2 separate regions of the Mus musculus genome follow, and region 1 is linked to region 2. The links are chromatin loops, found by intact Hi-C in ENCODE. Cell type or tissue: gastrocnemius. All regions are shown on one strand. Each heading gives the region's core, and the rest is flanking DNA. Links, peaks and the distances in the headings are about the cores only. Region 1 overlaps Man1a (mannosidase 1, alpha). Region 2 holds the start of Man1a (mannosidase 1, alpha).

Region 1 (8,336 bases), core at 161-8,160, 160 kb after region 2:
GTATCGAGTAACAAAAAAATAGGCCATTCAAGTTTGAGCTTACTTACTGGCCTTTGCTTTACCTCAGTAACACTGAGCAAGGGTCTCCGACTCAATACAAAAAGAAACTTCCCCAAAGCCCCATAAGGAGATTATATGTCTGACTTCCCATTTATTAAATAGGCATTTATATGCAAAGATTAAATAACCGGCCTTTTGTGACATTCTAAGAGAACTCTCAACCACCAAGCTTTCAGCTACCTAGCAAATATGGCTGCAGGACCTTCTAAACACCCAGTGGGTGTTTAGTAAATAGGAGGTAAAGGGGGACAAAGAGGAGAAAAAAAAAGAATTGTCACTTTCTAAAATGGATTCTTTTAGCTGATACAAATTTAGAAATATCTTGACTATTGTGTATTGTATGGTGTGTCTAACTAGCCCTTAATCACACTGGGGTTTCTGATTTTTTGTCAAGGTCCTACCCTTGTTCAGGAGGTAACCCTTGTTAACTGATTGCATGTGCTCTAGATGTGAAGTTGGGACCGGAAGCGTTTCGATTTGATGGCGGTGTGGAAGCTATTGCCACGAGGCAAAATGAAAAGTATTACATCTTACGGCCCGAGGTCATCGAGACATACATGTACATGTGGCGACTGACTCACGACCCCAAGTACAGGACCTGGGCCTGGGAAGCCGTGGAGGTGACGTTTGAGCTTGCATATTTCTTACAGATCAACTTCTTAGTGCAAAAAAATGTTCAGTGTAGACTGCAAACCTGCTGTGGCAACTTTTCTGAGATTTCCATACCTTTATCAAGGTCATTCCGCTCAGGGCTGCCCGTTTCCGGCTAATTCACTGTGTCGAGTGGGCTCTAGCTTTGGCTTACGGAGCAGGAATAAAACTGCATTACAGGTAGACTTGAATACTGAAGCATATAGATCTAGACAGGAAGCTCTAGAAAGGCATGATACAGCATGAAGTTATCCTAACTGTAGAAAGAATGGTTGCTTTGTTCCACTGGGGATGCTGGACAGCTTCTAGATGTTCAGCACTGTCTGTTGTCTATTTGAAATCACTGTAGAACCCATGTGTTCCCATTGCTCCTTGGGCTTTGCTTTAATGAAACCCTATGCTTTTACATAGAGCACAGGTCCTCAATCTATGATTCACAACCCCTTTCGGGGTAGCATTATCAGATAGCCTGCCTATCAGATGTTCACATTATGATTCATAACAACAGCAAGATTGCAGTTATGAAGTAGTAATGAAAATACTTTTGTGGTTGGGGGATCACCACAACATGAAGAACTGTCTTAAAGGATGTCAGCGTTAGGAAGGTTCAGAGCCACTGTCCTGGGAAGAGCTATATGCTTAGCTCTTGGGAGAACTTAGAGAACAGTTTCCCTTGGACAATGGCTGTCCACCAGTAGAATTTCTCTACTCTACCTCAATATGGTGCTTTAACTGCTTTTCCTGGGTTTCTTCCTACCAAATATGGAACGTTATCTCCCAGATCTGTGGTGCTAGGTTCGTAGGAGTTTCCCTCACCTATACATCAAACCGTGGCTAGTTTTAAGGGCTATTATGCAGAAAGGAGTAGGAGAAAACACAGAGAATAAGAGCAAGCAGACACTTTAATTACTCTATTCTCCCTAGCTTCTTGGTAGAAAGCTAGCTGCCTTAAACACTGATCATAGAAAGGACTTCTCTGGGAAGTCTCAGGAAGTCCATGTCAAGCTAAATATCACCTCAGGGGGCCATTGATTAACCTTCTTTACCAGCCTAGTGTATCTGTTATCACTAATAGTCATTTTAAGGAAAATATTCTTTTTTTAATATTTTTATTACATATTTTCCTCAATTAGGAAAATATTCTGTTCTCTAATTATATTCAATCAGTAGTGACTCCTCTTGTTTAGATTTACATTTTTTCCTCTGGAAGCAAATGTTAAAAAGTGAATTTCATCCAAGCCTCTGTGGTATGGGGCTGGCTGGGACTTGGCCTGCAAAGGAATTATGAGTTTGAATTGCAAATACTGATTAAATTGGAAACATCAAGAATAATGTATTTCATCAGATCAGACACCAGGGCTGGGGGTGTGGTTTAGTCGCTGGAATGCTTGTATTGCAACACATGGGCCTAGGGCCTGATTACTGCACCAAAACACTACGCATGGCAGTGCACACCTACAATTCAGCCCTCAGGAAACAACGGGATCAAAGCTCAAGGTCATGCTCTGCTCTATACCAAGTTTGAAAGCATCTTATCTCAAGAAAGATGTAGCTTACTATACTAGCTTGGGGGACTGCATTCAGAAACCCCCAAAGCCATGTAAAATACAGGCTCGGCTGTGTAATCAGGTCATCCCCACAATGATAAGAGTGCCAGAGACAAGCAGATTCTCAACTGGCCAGCCAGTCTAGCCACAGCAATGAGCTACCTCAGAATACAAAGTGACAGAGGATACCCAACATTGACCTCTGGCCTCCACATATGCTCACACAGGTCATCATATCTGTACACACCCATAGACACACACACACACACACACACACACATACAATCAAAATTAAAAGAAAAACCTAACAGCATAATCTGTAGGAGGCAACGTCATTTCACATACTACTCACGGCAACACTTCATGACAACATTATAGATATTAAATGTAAAAAAAAAAAAGTGTATGACAAAGGCTATCAAAAATAGGAAATCTCTGCTACTTGGTGGGCAGTAAATGGTTTTGCTTGATTCTTCCAGTGAGGGGAGTGTCTTTGTAAAAGTTGCCTTGGTTTCCTATAGGTGAGTCATATCTCATTCTTTATTTAATGTGACATGTGCTAGGAAGTTACTTCCCTCTGTCCAAACCAAGGTGTCTCCTGATTTAGCTCCTAGTAATTCCAGTTAAAGCTCAGCTGGAGTGCTGAGCACACACTCCTGAGGTCTTGCCTTTTCTCCAGTCATGACCAACACTTGCCCATTCTCATGCTCCCTGCACTTCACCAGCAACCCCAGTGCAGGGCTCTTCCTGTGTAGCAGAAATGCCCTGCTTCATAGCAATTCTGATGCTAGCTTTTGCTCCTCCTAAAAAAGCCCTAAGAGATCACAGGTAGCAGCTATGCCAGGAAGAAGTGGGATCACTTTCCAGTAGGCAGCTCACTGCAGTCGGGGAGCTGGCTCCAAAGGCAGTCTTTAGCCAATGAGATTCTAGAGCTGGTGTCTAACCATGTTATTCTTCTTTAAAGAACACTTTCACCATTGCTCATGCTTACTGCACAGCCCATGACCTGTTCCTCCATTGCACACAGCTGGAGCCCACTCATTGCACAGGACCTAATGCCTCCTGTTTTATTCATCTAGACTCACTTCCTTCCGGATGTCTTCTCAATAAACTCCCTACTCACAACCTCTGTTGCATGTCACTTTTCAGGGAACTCAACTAAAATGTATGGAAACGAAAAATCACCTGGTATAACTCTATAGTCACACACAACATTCTGGGCTGTGGAGATGGCCCATTGGCTAAGTACTTGCCTTGCACACTGGAGCCTCAGAGTTCAGATCACCAGAAACCACATAAATCCAGGCATGCTAGCCTATGTCCATTATCCTAGTGTTTCTACTACATGATGAGAGGTGGAGATAGGAGAATCCACAGAAATCCATGGGCCAGGAGGGGTGGCGTAGGAATATAAGAGGCCCTGTCACAAACAAGACAGAAAGTGAGAATCCATACCCAAAGTTACCTAGTTAACTTTGTATTACACACACACACACACACACACACACACACACACACACACAATAATATCCTTTTCCCAGTGTTCTTTCACTGATATAGACTCAGTAAAACCGATTTCCATGTCTTCATTAGATAGGATAATTATTTTAAGTACATTAGGACAGTGTACATAGGCACCGTGCAACACTGGAGCCTGCCTTCCTGAGTAAATAGTACACCAGTAATCATAATCATTCAGACACATGTGAACACACCTCCCAAAAGGAACTTCTAGCTGGTACTTCATTTGCTATCCGTCAGTAATGGCAAGAACGGTATTGCATTTGTCCCAATTGAATATGTGACAGCTGGCAGATAAGATTTATCTGAATAATAGCGGTGCCTACTTATTCGTACAGATTAGGTAATGTCACAGCTGATCCACAGAAGATAAGTCCTCATGGGACTTTTGCTTTCTTCAGTTTTCTTTGATGCCGTGCACCTCAGGCTTTGCACACCAACATTCCGAATCTGAGAGAATCGTGTTTCTTTCCCAATACGCCTGCTACTTCCCCAGCTGTGATCCTTCCTCCCAAACGCGCTCTGATTTATTTGTGTTTCCTGAGCCTTTGTTATTTTTTTCCTTGAGACCAGAGAAATTTCAAGCAGACACCACCAATGGTGTTATAGCTTGGGGGTTGACTCTTACAAATCTCTGTGGATTGGCTGTTCAGTTCCTATCTTCATAGCAGTGCTTCCTGACTTGAGTCTGACTGGTCCTGCTGGCTATTGGCTTCCTCAGCCAACCCCAAATTATAATCACTCGGGGTCAGGTTTGTCTTCCATCCACTGATTCAAGCTACAGTCACTATAAACAGCCCTAACATCCTGTCCTCTGCTGTTGGCATGCTGCAGCACATTTGGTCCCTAATAACATAAGCCCTTACACAAAATGCCCAGAGGCTGAGCACTGCCAGAGCACACTAATGAAATGATCTGCTCAAGATGTGGCAGTGTCCACTGTCGAGAAACGGTTAGGATGAGAATCCGTGCTGTTAGCCCAGAAAGCCTGGTGTGCCTAGCTTCATATGCCTTATATCTCAACACTTACACTTTTGTTTGGGGAAATTTTGTTATAAGTACATATTAATTATACAAAATAAGAGAACTCGTGATAGCATTTCCAGCCAGTGCATACAAGTGTTCAGTTCATGCATTTAGACTTTGACTTGGGGGTATTTAGTTCTTCTAAATAGTCTTCTACATTATCCTCATTTCTAGATTATTTTTAATTTATCTAAAGCCTCAAAAGCTTGAAAATAACTAGGCTACCAAAAGGCCTTTTTATTGTAGTGAATATTGCTTTGCCTTTGTTGAGAGCTCTGCCCATATTAAGGAATTTCAGAGACTGTAATTAGCAATCTAGACCTGAGGCCAGTGGTCCACTCTCACCATCTTTGTGTTCTTGACAATTATCTTAGCCATGGTTTCTTTTGCTGTGCTGAAATATCATGACCAAAAGTAAACTGGATAGAAAAGGATTTCTTTTGCTGATACTTTCACATCACACTGCTCATCACTGAAGGAAGTAGGGCAGGAACTCAAATAGGGCAGGAACCTGGAGGCAGGGGCTGATGCAGGGAAGGGTGCTGCTTACAGGCTTGCTCTTCATGGCTTGCTCAGTCTCCTTTGTTATAGAACCCAGGACCACCAGACCAGGTTGGCACCATTCACTATGAACTGGATCATCCCCCATCAATCACTAACTTAAAAAAATTCTCTACAGGCTTGCTTACAGCCTAAACTTATGGAGGCATTTCCTCAATTGAGGTTCCCTCCTGTCAAATGACTATAAAACCTATGTCAAGTTAACAAAAACTACCCAGCACAACTCTTGTTCTTATTGTCCAATGAGGAATTATGGGAGCAAAACTATGAGTAGGCATGATCTGACAAGGAAGATGTCTGTGTTGTCTATACCCAAAGGCAACGCTTTTCTCTCTTCCCCTTTTCTGGTCTCTTTTGTTTCCTTGGTTGCTTGGTTGAATAGAGAGATGGCGAGATACTCGGGTCACTGGGTTTTTGTGGTTTGCTTCTCACAGGGTATCATTAGCTAACCCAGGCCAGCCTCAAACTCAGTATTCCTGCCTGAGCCTCCTACATGATGAAATCTTTTTCTTTCCTTTGATACAGAGGCATGGACCACCTTGTCCACCTGCCAGCTCTGTATCAAAGGAAAGAACTCATGAAAATTCCCATGGATAGAAATGAGAGCTAATTGTCCTTTCTGGCTTCTCTGCTTATTATCACCAAAAGAGCTTCACGGGAATGAATGGGCTATGGAAGGTTTGGTGGTTAAGATCATTTTAAGGAACTATTTGGAAATTCAGTTTCATTATATCCCAGAATAACCTCACCTGACTTTTTTTTTTTTTTTTTTTTTTTTTTTTTTTTTTTTTTTTTAGTGCTGACCTTTTTTTTTTCTCAATTTACAAAATAAAATTTGGCTTAATCCTCTCATCTGATACTTGGCTGCTTATCAAAAAGCCCTTTCTATCATAAGAAGGAAAGAAAAAAATAGTTGGATGTAGATGTTGCCTTTGGAGTGCTCTCTCAATTGTCTTATGGTATAATATTTAGAATTTAATTGAAGCATCGTTTTTAGATCGTCATTTAAGTTTTGAAAGATTTCCTCTTAAGCACTAAAACATGGGGAATTTTTATTTTCTTTGTTCATATGGCACATAGGCTCAGCTTTCTTTAACCTAGCAATTTAGTGCTTCTCATGGATGGCTGCTCTCTTCTCCTTTGCCTTACGTTCTCATATGAAAAATCAATGACCTCATTGTCAGTATCTGTTGGTTGTGGCTGAGCACAGGGTGCAGTGTCCCTGCTCACTCATGAGCCTTCATGGCTGCTACATGCTTTCTCTTTCCTCTTCTTTGAGCTGTATTTTCTAAGTATATATTTTTTTCAAACCCCTTTTCTAGCTTATGAACATTTTTCTCTACTAGCATGAAAAGGCCTGTAACTTTCAGGAGATTGAAATATGATTCAAAGACTAGCCATGGAATGGCAGAGTTGGTTAAAATAATTGCTCTGTAAGCACCAGGACCTGAGTTCAAGTCTTAACACCCCACAAAAAGCCAGGCTCGGAAGCATCCACCTTTAATCTCAGCACTGAGAAGGTTTGGACAAGAGGATCCCTGGGAATGCCTAGCCAATCCTAATAGTCTAGTCTAATTGATGTGCTTCAGGCAAACAATAGTCCTTATCTCAAAGGATGTGATTGTCTTCATAAGATTTACATCTGTGGTTGTTCTCCAGCCTCCATACACATGTTTCTACTCATATAGGAATCCACATGTGCACACATATTTTAAAAGAGATAGAATTGTGTTCATAGTTTAAGGGTATATTCTTCATGGCAAAAAAAAAAAAAAAAAAAAAAAAAAAAAGCCTAGTAGAGGGAACTTGAAATAGCTGTTTATGTCCACAGACAGGATTCAGAGAGAAGTAAATGTTTTCTCCGGTTTTATTCAGTCTTGGAACCACATTCATGTATGACACACACTGACAGTAACTCTTCCCTCCTCAGTTAAGACCTCTGAAAGCACCCTCCCATGCTCACAGTACTCATGGACGTGCTCAGAGCTGAAGGGGTTGGGTAGACAGTGAGGCATCACAAGTACAACCTCTGACAACTCAGCTTGAGATTCGGACGTCCTTTAGTCTGTAACCTCCTACCCCTGACCCCTGAAAAGGCACACAGTCATCTCAAGATGCAAAATGCTTTGTTTAAAAGCAGAAGTACAAAATCATCTAAGGCTTACGGTCACCTTAACCATCTCTCTACAATCAAGATTCCATATTATGTACCTCCACTATACAGTGACATAGAGCAAATGTTTCCCTTCCAAATGGGGGGCATGGGATAATGGCAAGGAATGATTGGTCATACAGGACCAAAACCCAAAGGAAAGAAAACCGGGAAAGCCTATGGCTCTGTGCCTGGCTTCTGGTGTTTGTAGTTCCATCATTGTGAGATCCAGGAGCCTTAAAGAACCCTACTTCTCCAGTTCTGCAAACTGCAGCCAGCCCAGGTATCCTCACCTTTTGGCTTGTTACACATAAAGCCAACTGATATCATCAACAGACGGCCAATAGTGCTGGCAACTCCAACATCCTGGTATCTCCTTTGCAGCTTAGGCTTTGCCATCACAGCTCAATGCAATGGTCTCTCCAAGCCTCCTGATAAAGAATCCCACCCTGTCAAACACTTCTAGCCTTAGCCACTTTGGGACTCGTTGATGTAAGACTTAATTACCACCACCACCACCCCCACCCAGGAATTCTTGCATGGTGCATGCTTGCAAATCTACCACCTTGTGAGCAATACTGCTAAGTTCTGCTGCCAGCTCCAGAATAACCTAGCCTCTCTGCCTTAGCTGCAGTGGCCTCTGTGTATGGTGGTGGCTGAACATAGGGAAGCACATTCCAAGACAGTTCTTTTCCAGCAGAGGAGCCCTTTAGCAGTGTTCTTGATTCAAGCTTTTGCCCCTGAAATTCATTCCACAAATTCCAACTTTGGATGATGGCGTTTTGCCTGCAGAGAACCTTTCTCATAGTCTGAGGGCA
Region 2 (8,336 bases), core at 231-8,230:
GGCATTGCCTACAACACAGATGAACTTTGATTTCGTCTCTAGGTGACTTTATATGTTGTAGTGGACACAAATAAACCAAATGAACTTGAAAAAGAAGCTATATCAACAAAGAACCACAAGTGAATTTCTTGCCACAGAGAACCCGAGTGAAGTCAAGATTCTGCCTTCAAGGACAATAAGAAAGACTGAACATACTGTACAAACAGCATGCTTACTTTTCAATGAAAAAACGGAAGGCAAGTGCTCTTGTGTCGTGCTTGCAGACTATTTCTCCAAAATAAGAGTGGGCATACATAGTTTTATTTCACTTTATTTCATGAAAAAATCTTTCAATTGGGCAGAATAATGTATCAAAATCTTTCAATCCTGAGTTCTATTTTTCTATTTGCTTCTGAACCAGCATAAGATCTTTTCTGAAACAGAAAATGGAATAAATGTTATTTTTCAAGAAAAACTATTTTAAAATATTTATAATGTATTCAAAACTAAGAAAGGAAAAATGATCTTTCCCTATTCTTGGAGAGAGATTTGCTCTTTGTTTCACTCTGTTGAAATAGTATCTTCTCAAGCCATAAATGTATCTTCTCACGTCCTTAATGGCTACTGTTAACATCCCCTATGAAGATTTTTCTGCCCAGAACCCATGGCTTCAGATTCTTCAAGCACTGTCATGAATGTCATTTTGCTCATTTTGAGACTTTGCTATCACTCACACTTTCTCAAGGTTTGGGGTGCCTTAGTATTGATCCTGCCTATACAAAGAGAGAAGGGATGCCACATAGCCCTCTCCGGGGCACGGCTGGATGGAGGTGCCAATGTATCCCTTCCTGGGGTGGAAGTTATTTCAGGATATGTATTATAGGACACATCCGTAATGTCTTTCCTTCTCCCTCCTTTAGGATCATTCTTTTGAGAATCTGACAGATTCCTGTCTTTTTCCAGGCCTAGCATTTAATTCTCTTACAAGGGAAAGGGAGAAATTTATTTAAACTTCTTCAGTGCCTACTATGCCAGACATCACTTCAAACATTTTGCTTGAAATCCACAACAATGCTGCAGATATAGTACAAGAGCTACAGAACACAGGCAACTCATGTGCCATGGTCACAAAACCAAGGGTATACAATGTCTTCAATAATAAATTTCTTGTTCAATCCCTTGCCCAGGTACTCTACAGGCTTATTTTATTCAGGCTCTTGGTTAATCTCATGGAAACTACATCTGAGAACTTCCATACACCATTCTCATCCTGAAACTTGAGAACTTTCTCTGAGACTATCATCACTTTTCTTCTTTAAAGGCACTTTGGCTTCAAGCTCCAATGTTCAAACTGAATGAAAACTTATAATGCTACATTGACTACTGGCATTGTAATAGTATCTTCCTCCAACACTTTTGTAGACTTCTGTAGAGCCCCACACTTTCATAGAGGATACTGGCAAGCCAAAGCACTATTTACAACTTCCTTTCTACAGAGAATTCCATGGGAAGTTCCTCAAAGCCAGTTGACAAATATTTCTGCTATAGGATGTTTTAAAATTGGGGATTCTGATATCTCTAAGTAACTGCTAAAACAAAAATAGATGTCTTAACTTGGTCCCGCAGAGTCAAGGTGGGCATAAGGATTCAACCCTGTATAGCTAGCTACTCCTTCCTTTCTTATTTGTAAGGGTAACGGGATTTCTATAACAGTATTCTACTACTTTAGCCATCCAAGGTAAATATAGGGGAAGAAAAAACAAAAACTCGGCATTATAAATAGACTATGCCCTCCAATTTAAGTACCAATATTACTGATAGTTCCCTTTAAGTCTTTAATTAATTGTTTTGTGAAAGTTAATATAAAATTCAGGATTGTCCATTGAAGTATTGAAATGTCAAGATTGACATTCACAATAAACTATTTTCTTCAGATTACATTTTACTTTTAAAATGAAAACTCAAGAGCCATTCTGACCTGGATTTGAAGTAAATTAGAAACTCTATGAATCAGGGATGTAACTTGTTAAAAATATTCAGTACTTGTTATCTATATCAAATCTACTTATTCATTGAGATATATTTTAGTTTTGAATCCAAAAAAAATTAGTATCTTTAAAAAAATCTTTCATAGAATTATCACTTGAGGATTGAAGAAAATACCCAAGAAAGCTTTTAGTGCTTTCATTTTTAAAAATGCACTGCTTTTTTTGTTTGTTTGTTTGGTTGGTTTGTTTGGTTTGTTTGGTTTGGTTTGGCTTGGTTTGGCTTGGTTTGGTTTGGTTTGGTTTGGTTTGATTTGGTTTTTTGAGACAGGGTTTCTCTGTATAGCCCTGGCTATCCTGGAACTCATTTTGTAGACCAGGCTGGCCTTGAACTCAGAAATCTGCCTGCCTCTGCCTCCTGAGTGCTGGGATTAAAGGTGTGTGCCACCACTGCCCTGCCTTTTTTTTTCTTTTTTAAAGATTTTATTTATTATATGTAAGTACGCTGTAGTTGTCTTCAGATTTCATTATAGTAGGTTTTGAGCCACCATGTGGTTGCTCCGATTTGAACTCAGGACCTCCAGAAGAGCAGTCAGTGCTCTTAACCACTGAGTCATCTCACCACCCTCCATGCACTGCTTTTTACAACACTATTAACTTGCTAAAATATTGCCAGTTTTCCTTGAGTTGTGCTTACAATTATGGTACTATAAATGCTAAATCTACCTTTCGTTCATTTATTTTTGGAAAAAAAAAAAACAACTCTGAAATTCAAGTAGCCATATTAACCAGAGAATGCTTTGACTATTCTTAAAATTTCAAAACATAAGTATCTACAAATTGTTAAAGAAAGACACTGAGATAAAAGTACTGAAAGAGAGATAAAGTGAGAATTCACTTATAGGTAAGTGGCAAACAGGACAAGAGAGCTTTACATCAGAAGGACTAGCTGAGAGAGAGAGAGAGAGAGAGAGAGAGAGACAGACAGACAGATAGACAGACAGACAGACCAAGTTTATGCTAGCCCATTCACAATGAGTAAACAGTAGTCCTGTCAAAACCGCTGGGTTCACAAAGATCAAGGCATTCCTTCAGGTAGGTAAGCTGCAGTCTTCACTCAAGAGACAGAATAAAGATTCATGGCTTGAGAAACTGGAAGTAGTCTCATTCATTTCCCATCTCCATGTTTTTCTGAGAGAGAAGATAAAGAGCTCTAAGCACTGAGATCAAGACACCGTGGCAGCCCGCTATAGCATGCTCATTCTTACCTGCTGTCTGTCCTCCCTGCTTTCCATACATACATGGGGCCTTGGGTGGCTATATAAAGAGATTTGCAAGGCAGATTTCATTAGCATATGCCTTAAAATAACTCCACTGTGAGTCTGTTTCAAACCTTCTGTAGCCCGAGTATGGGCATTTCTCAACACGTTCTCAACCTGCTTCACACAGATGGGCATCCTTGAATGTGGACTTATATTCCATCACACAGGCTAACTCTTTGTTAAGTAGATTATCAAAACCAAACTTTAATTACAATAAACCTACATCTAATGATAAACTGGGGGTGGGGTGGGATGGGGGAATCTTAAAGTAAGTGTCACAAAAGTGAACCAAAATAAAAAGAACAGTCCCCTTAAAAGTTTAGAAATAATATATATAAATAAAATTTAAATTTCGATGTGCTAAATTTTTAATGCATCCACTATAGGAAGTATCCTAAATTCCCAGATTGATTTGGAGTCAAGATTAAGGAGTTTAGAAACAGAATTAGTTAAGACTTCTCTGTCATATCCTTGTATATGTACTTAAAGGTTGATTTTATTACTTTCTGGAATACATATACCAAATTAAATCAAAGTTCATAGGTATTCCTGTCTCTTTAAAATTAATCCCATTTTTAAAACATAGTTGGAAAAATAATGGCAGCACAATTACCATCACCAAATGACCAGAAAGAAAGCAACTGGCTTCCTCAGGAGTTAGCCCCTGTTTCTAGGGATCTGTCTTCCTTTCTGTGAGGTAGCTGTTTCAAGGGTCTCATTGAGATAAACACTATTATTTCAGTCATTAGGTTTTCAACCTAAGCACAACCTACAAATGTACTTTGAAAGAAATTTACCTTTTCGTCATTAAAAGAAAACATTATTGCTTTCATTTTTAGAGCTAAATCTATTACCCTGCTTGGATATGCTGCACTCTTCTGGGCATAGAATTTCATAGCAAGTATCAAAATAATCAAGCTATGAAGTCACATTTATCAAGCCATAATTTCTTATTAACCAGAACTTCTGACTATGTTACTGGCTCATTTTGCACAAACCCAATACACAACAAACAGTGATGGCTAAAAATGATAATTAACATTTAAACGAAAACGACCTTAGGATTTCTGCCTTGGCTTTTTTACTTTATGCACACAGCACAACACCTGGAAACAACTGTGCTGTGGGCACTCTCCTGGAAGTTGCCAGCTGTTTTCCTCTGGTTTAAGACAAGTAAAGGGCACACTTTAAAATCATGTTTCCGGAGAAGGTTGAGGGTAAACAGAGCTGCTACAAACCAGCTTTCAGGAGTGGGAAGTCAGTCAAATTTCCCTCTGGTAACTGTTTCTTTGTGGAGCAACAGGGGATTCATAACACAGTTTGGGAAATGTTTTCTTGTCTCTTCACCCTGAGGCAGGGGGTTCCCAGCCAGGTCAAAATGTAGATCTATGCAATATCAGCAGGGCATTCCAATGGATGTCATGGGAGGTGGAGCCAGTTTCCATGACATTCCATGAGACTGAATACTGCAAGGCTGTGTTGAAAACAATCTCTGTTGGACCAAGTCTTGCCTTCGCTGGGAGTTGTCGCATCCAAGACTTAATTTCAACAGGGTTCAATTTATTGCTTGGAGCTCTGGCAGCATAAAACTGTCTTCTTTGAATGGAAAATTTGACCAACTGCGATGAGGTAAATGAATTTCGAAAGTGGGGGGGGTGTGGGGGAGTGTGGGGGAGTCATACAACTTTTGTTGTTGTTGTTGTTTATTGTAAGGGGAAGAGGGTGTATACTTAGAGCCCCAAGCAGTCCCCAAACCCCAAGTCGCCTAGGATGTAAAAGGCTCTTAACGAGGTAGAGTAGAGAGCTCAAAAGCTTTGTGGAGGAGCCTGGAGACTTTGGATTTGAGAGTTATTGGGCACCGGGGAATCCCTGTCTTGGGTAATAAGGGGTGGCTGGAGAAAAGCCTTCAAAACCACTTCAAAACCACGGCTTGCCCCCGCAATCCCCTGCATGCTCTTCGGGATCGCCAATTTCGAGTACTGGGGCAAGCTGTCGCTACCATATTAGTAGTGGTCACTCGGGGATCCACTACCTTTGGGGCTTCGGCTTGAATAGGTTTTGGGCGGAATAAGCTCGGACCAACTCCGGCTCTGGTCCTCCGGGCGAGTCTTAACACGGCTCCCGGGCGCAGTTCCAGTCCTCGGGAGCCCAGGGGAGCCGCGACCTCCCCGCCTCTGCCGGGTCCCGGAGAGGCAGCGCTTCCCGTAAACTCCCCGCCCCGTGCGGCCCCCTCCCCGCCTCGGCTCCACCCCCGCGGGACCCTGGGAGGCGTAAGATTGGCCCGGACGCGCTGTCACTCTCCGGACGCGTCACCGCCCTCGTTTCCGACCGCTCGGGAGACCGGCAGTGCTATTAGTGCACGGCGGGGCCGCGACGGAGGGCAGTACGGTGCCTGGTTCGCTGGCTCACGCCGGCAGGTCGGTGCGCTCGCTCACCTGAGCCGTGTCCCGGGGCCTCAGAGCCACCCGGCTGTACGCGTGCTACCACCCGCCGGGAAGCGCTCGGAGATGGGCAGCTGGAGAAGTTGACGAACCCCCTACGCACGCGGCGCCCTTGCTGCCCAGAGGTGCGCCGCCCTTGCCACCGAGGTGCCCGCTGTGCTGACCCAGATGTCGCGGGACACCCTGCCTCCGCGGCTGGAAAACTTCACCCCAAGTCCAAAGTGGGCTCTGAGGGTGGTGCCCGCGGCTGGACCCCGGGGTTGCCTGCCGGGATACGGTCCTGCGGATCCCGGGTCCAGGGGAGGGCGGAGACCCCACTGGAAACTTTCTCAGCACCTTCCTAACCACTGCGCTTTTACTGTCTCCTCTCCCCCCAACAGGGGCTGCAGCCAGCGGTTTGCCGCGCGTGCCTGTTTGCCAAAGGAGCCGCCCCGGCGAGGATCGCCGGAGGGGAGCCGCTTCAAGCGGGGAGACCCGCAGCCCAGACACGCGCTCTGGGCGGCCTGGATGCGCAAGAGCCGGCCCCGCAGCCGCTGACAGCCGGCGGCAGCGAAGTTTGGCTGCTGAGCGGCTCGGCGCCGGGCCCCTGGACAGACTGTCAGCCGGCGGCTACAACCTCCGGAGCGATGCCCGTGGGGGGCCTGTTGCCGCTCTTCAGTAGCCCTGGGGGCGGCGGCCTGGGCAGTGGCCTGGGCGGGGGGCTTGGCGGCGGGAGGAAGGGGTCTGGCCCCGCTGCCTTCCGCCTCACCGAGAAGTTCGTGCTGCTGCTGGTGTTCAGCGCCTTCATCACGCTCTGCTTCGGGGCAATCTTCTTCCTGCCTGACTCCTCCAAGCTGCTCAGCGGGGTCCTGTTCCACTCCAACCCTGCCTTGCAGCCGCCGGCGGAGCACAAGCCCGGGCTCGGGGCGCGTGCGGAGGATGCCGCCGAGGGGAGAGTCCGGCACCGCGAGGAAGGCGCGCCTGGGGACCCTGGAGCTGGACTGGAAGACAACTTAGCCAGGATCCGCGAAAACCACGAGCGGGCTCTCAGGGAAGCCAAGGAGACCCTGCAGAAGCTGCCGGAGGAGATCCAAAGAGACATTCTGCTGGAGAAGGAAAAGGTGGCCCAGGACCAGCTGCGTGACAAGGATCTGTTTAGGGGCTTGCCCAAGGTGGACTTCCTGCCCCCCGTCGGGGTAGAGAACCGGGAGCCCGCTGACGCCACCATCCGTGAGAAGAGGGCAAAGATCAAAGAGGTGAGTAAAGCCTGCCTGAAATCCCACTCACGCTGCTGTTTTCTGGGAGGTTTGATAAACGATTGGAACTTAGGACTTCACCTTTATCATGCAAAGGCGAGGGAAGTCATCGCTTCCACCACCGTGCCAAAGGCTACACGTTTTTCCTTTTACTACCTCAGGATAAGTGACCAGTGAGGATCTGGGGCTGAATCCCATTGAACTTGCATGCTTTGGTGAGCTTAAGCTATAAGAGGCAGGGGTGAGTGAATACACTGGGCACAGGAGATAGCTGCCTCCTCCTTGCTGGCTGCAGTTAGTCTACCCTGCAGTCATTGTGCAGGTACTGAGCAGCTGTCCCCTTTAGAGAGGCTTGCAGGTGGTTTGAAATTGAAGCTGACTGTAAACACAGGGCATCAATCACACATGAGACACAGGTTATAACAGTGAGCCAACGCACGCCCCTTGTTCAGTCATGTGGCCCTCCCTGCCAGGTGTGTGTGTGTGTAACAGGCTGTAAACTTGAAACCTGAGACCTTGCGTCATGGGCCACATACTGTCTTTTACTGATTTAAAACATCACACGCACACACGCACACGCAGACACACACACACACACACACACACACACACACACACACAGATCTACTGTTTTCTGTGTTTCTAGAACATTGTCAGAAAGAAGGGGGTGTTCTCTGTGATGCAACAGGTCAGCCTGCCACAGCAGCTCAGTGACAAAGTTAATCTAGAGCAAACATGGACTTTGGTAAATCCTGTGTAATTTCTTTCTGGTTATTTTTACTCGCAACATGTGATTGGTTTCTGCAAGCTTAAAGGCGAAGGAACCCTAGAAAATCCTTTCAGTCTGTCATTTCAAAGGTGAAACTGAGGAATGACAGCTCAAGAAGCCATTGATGACCAAATTGAGACCTGAACGAAGGAGCTGCAGCTTCCCAGTTACCAGACTCTGGGGACATGTGTCCTTCCAGGCTGCTTTCTCTGTGTTTTCCTGGGAATCCAGTCCCGAGGAACTATGGAAAAGCATAGCATCCCAACTCTGGGTCCATCCTCTACATTATCAATGGATGTAGTATTTTTGTGAAGACATTGTTTTGCTATGGGATCCATTATCAGGAAACGGTCGTGATAGCATTGTAAGGGAGTAAACAGAACGTGGAGGCTGCAGAGACTGAAAGTGGCTACGGGATAGAGGGGTAGAGGCAGGTTGGTTGCCATAGGAGGTGAGTGAGACCAGATGAGATCAGGTAAGGTGTCACTGAGCAAGTTCAAGTGGACATGGGTTCCTCTCAGTCTCCTCTGAGATGAGCCTTTAACCCTCCAGGCTCATGGCTCTGTTTGATCATCCAGCATGCTTTCTGCTTTGCAGAGACACAG

Evidence for each region. Peaks named below come from ENCODE experiments on the same cell type or tissue, not always from the same donor. Only the 100,000 strongest peaks of a DNase experiment are listed, where the experiment ranks them.
Region 1: a loop joins it to region 2, with 1.9 times the contacts of the local background. A loop is called at or near these places in 3 of 42 quality-filtered maps.

The regions. Positions count from the first base shown.
Region 1 is chr10:53,911,502-53,919,837 of GRCm38, reverse strand. Man1a (mannosidase 1, alpha) reads left to right here. Exons shown (of 13, transcript NM_008548.5): 11 at 508-680. Among named protein-coding and RNA genes, the nearest start is that of Man1a, 160 kb to the left of the region's middle. In gastrocnemius, for the core only: no CTCF peak of the experiment used is centred there; no DNase peak of the experiment used is centred there.
Region 2 is chr10:54,073,042-54,081,377 of GRCm38, reverse strand. It overlaps Man1a (mannosidase 1, alpha), which reads left to right and starts at 5,641. Exons shown (of 13, transcript NM_008548.5): 1 at 5,641-5,852; 2 at 6,108-6,962. The coding sequence starts at 6,354. Gm16998 (predicted gene, 16998) reads right to left here and starts at 5,456. Exons shown (of 3, transcript NR_038016.1): 1 at 4,525-5,456; 2 at 2,975-3,155; 3 at 297-413. In gastrocnemius, for the core only: a CTCF peak has its summit at 4,162; DNase peaks (open chromatin) are centred at 5,564, 6,332, 6,536 and 6,835; H3K4me3 peaks cover 3,894 bases; H3K27ac peaks cover 3,871 bases.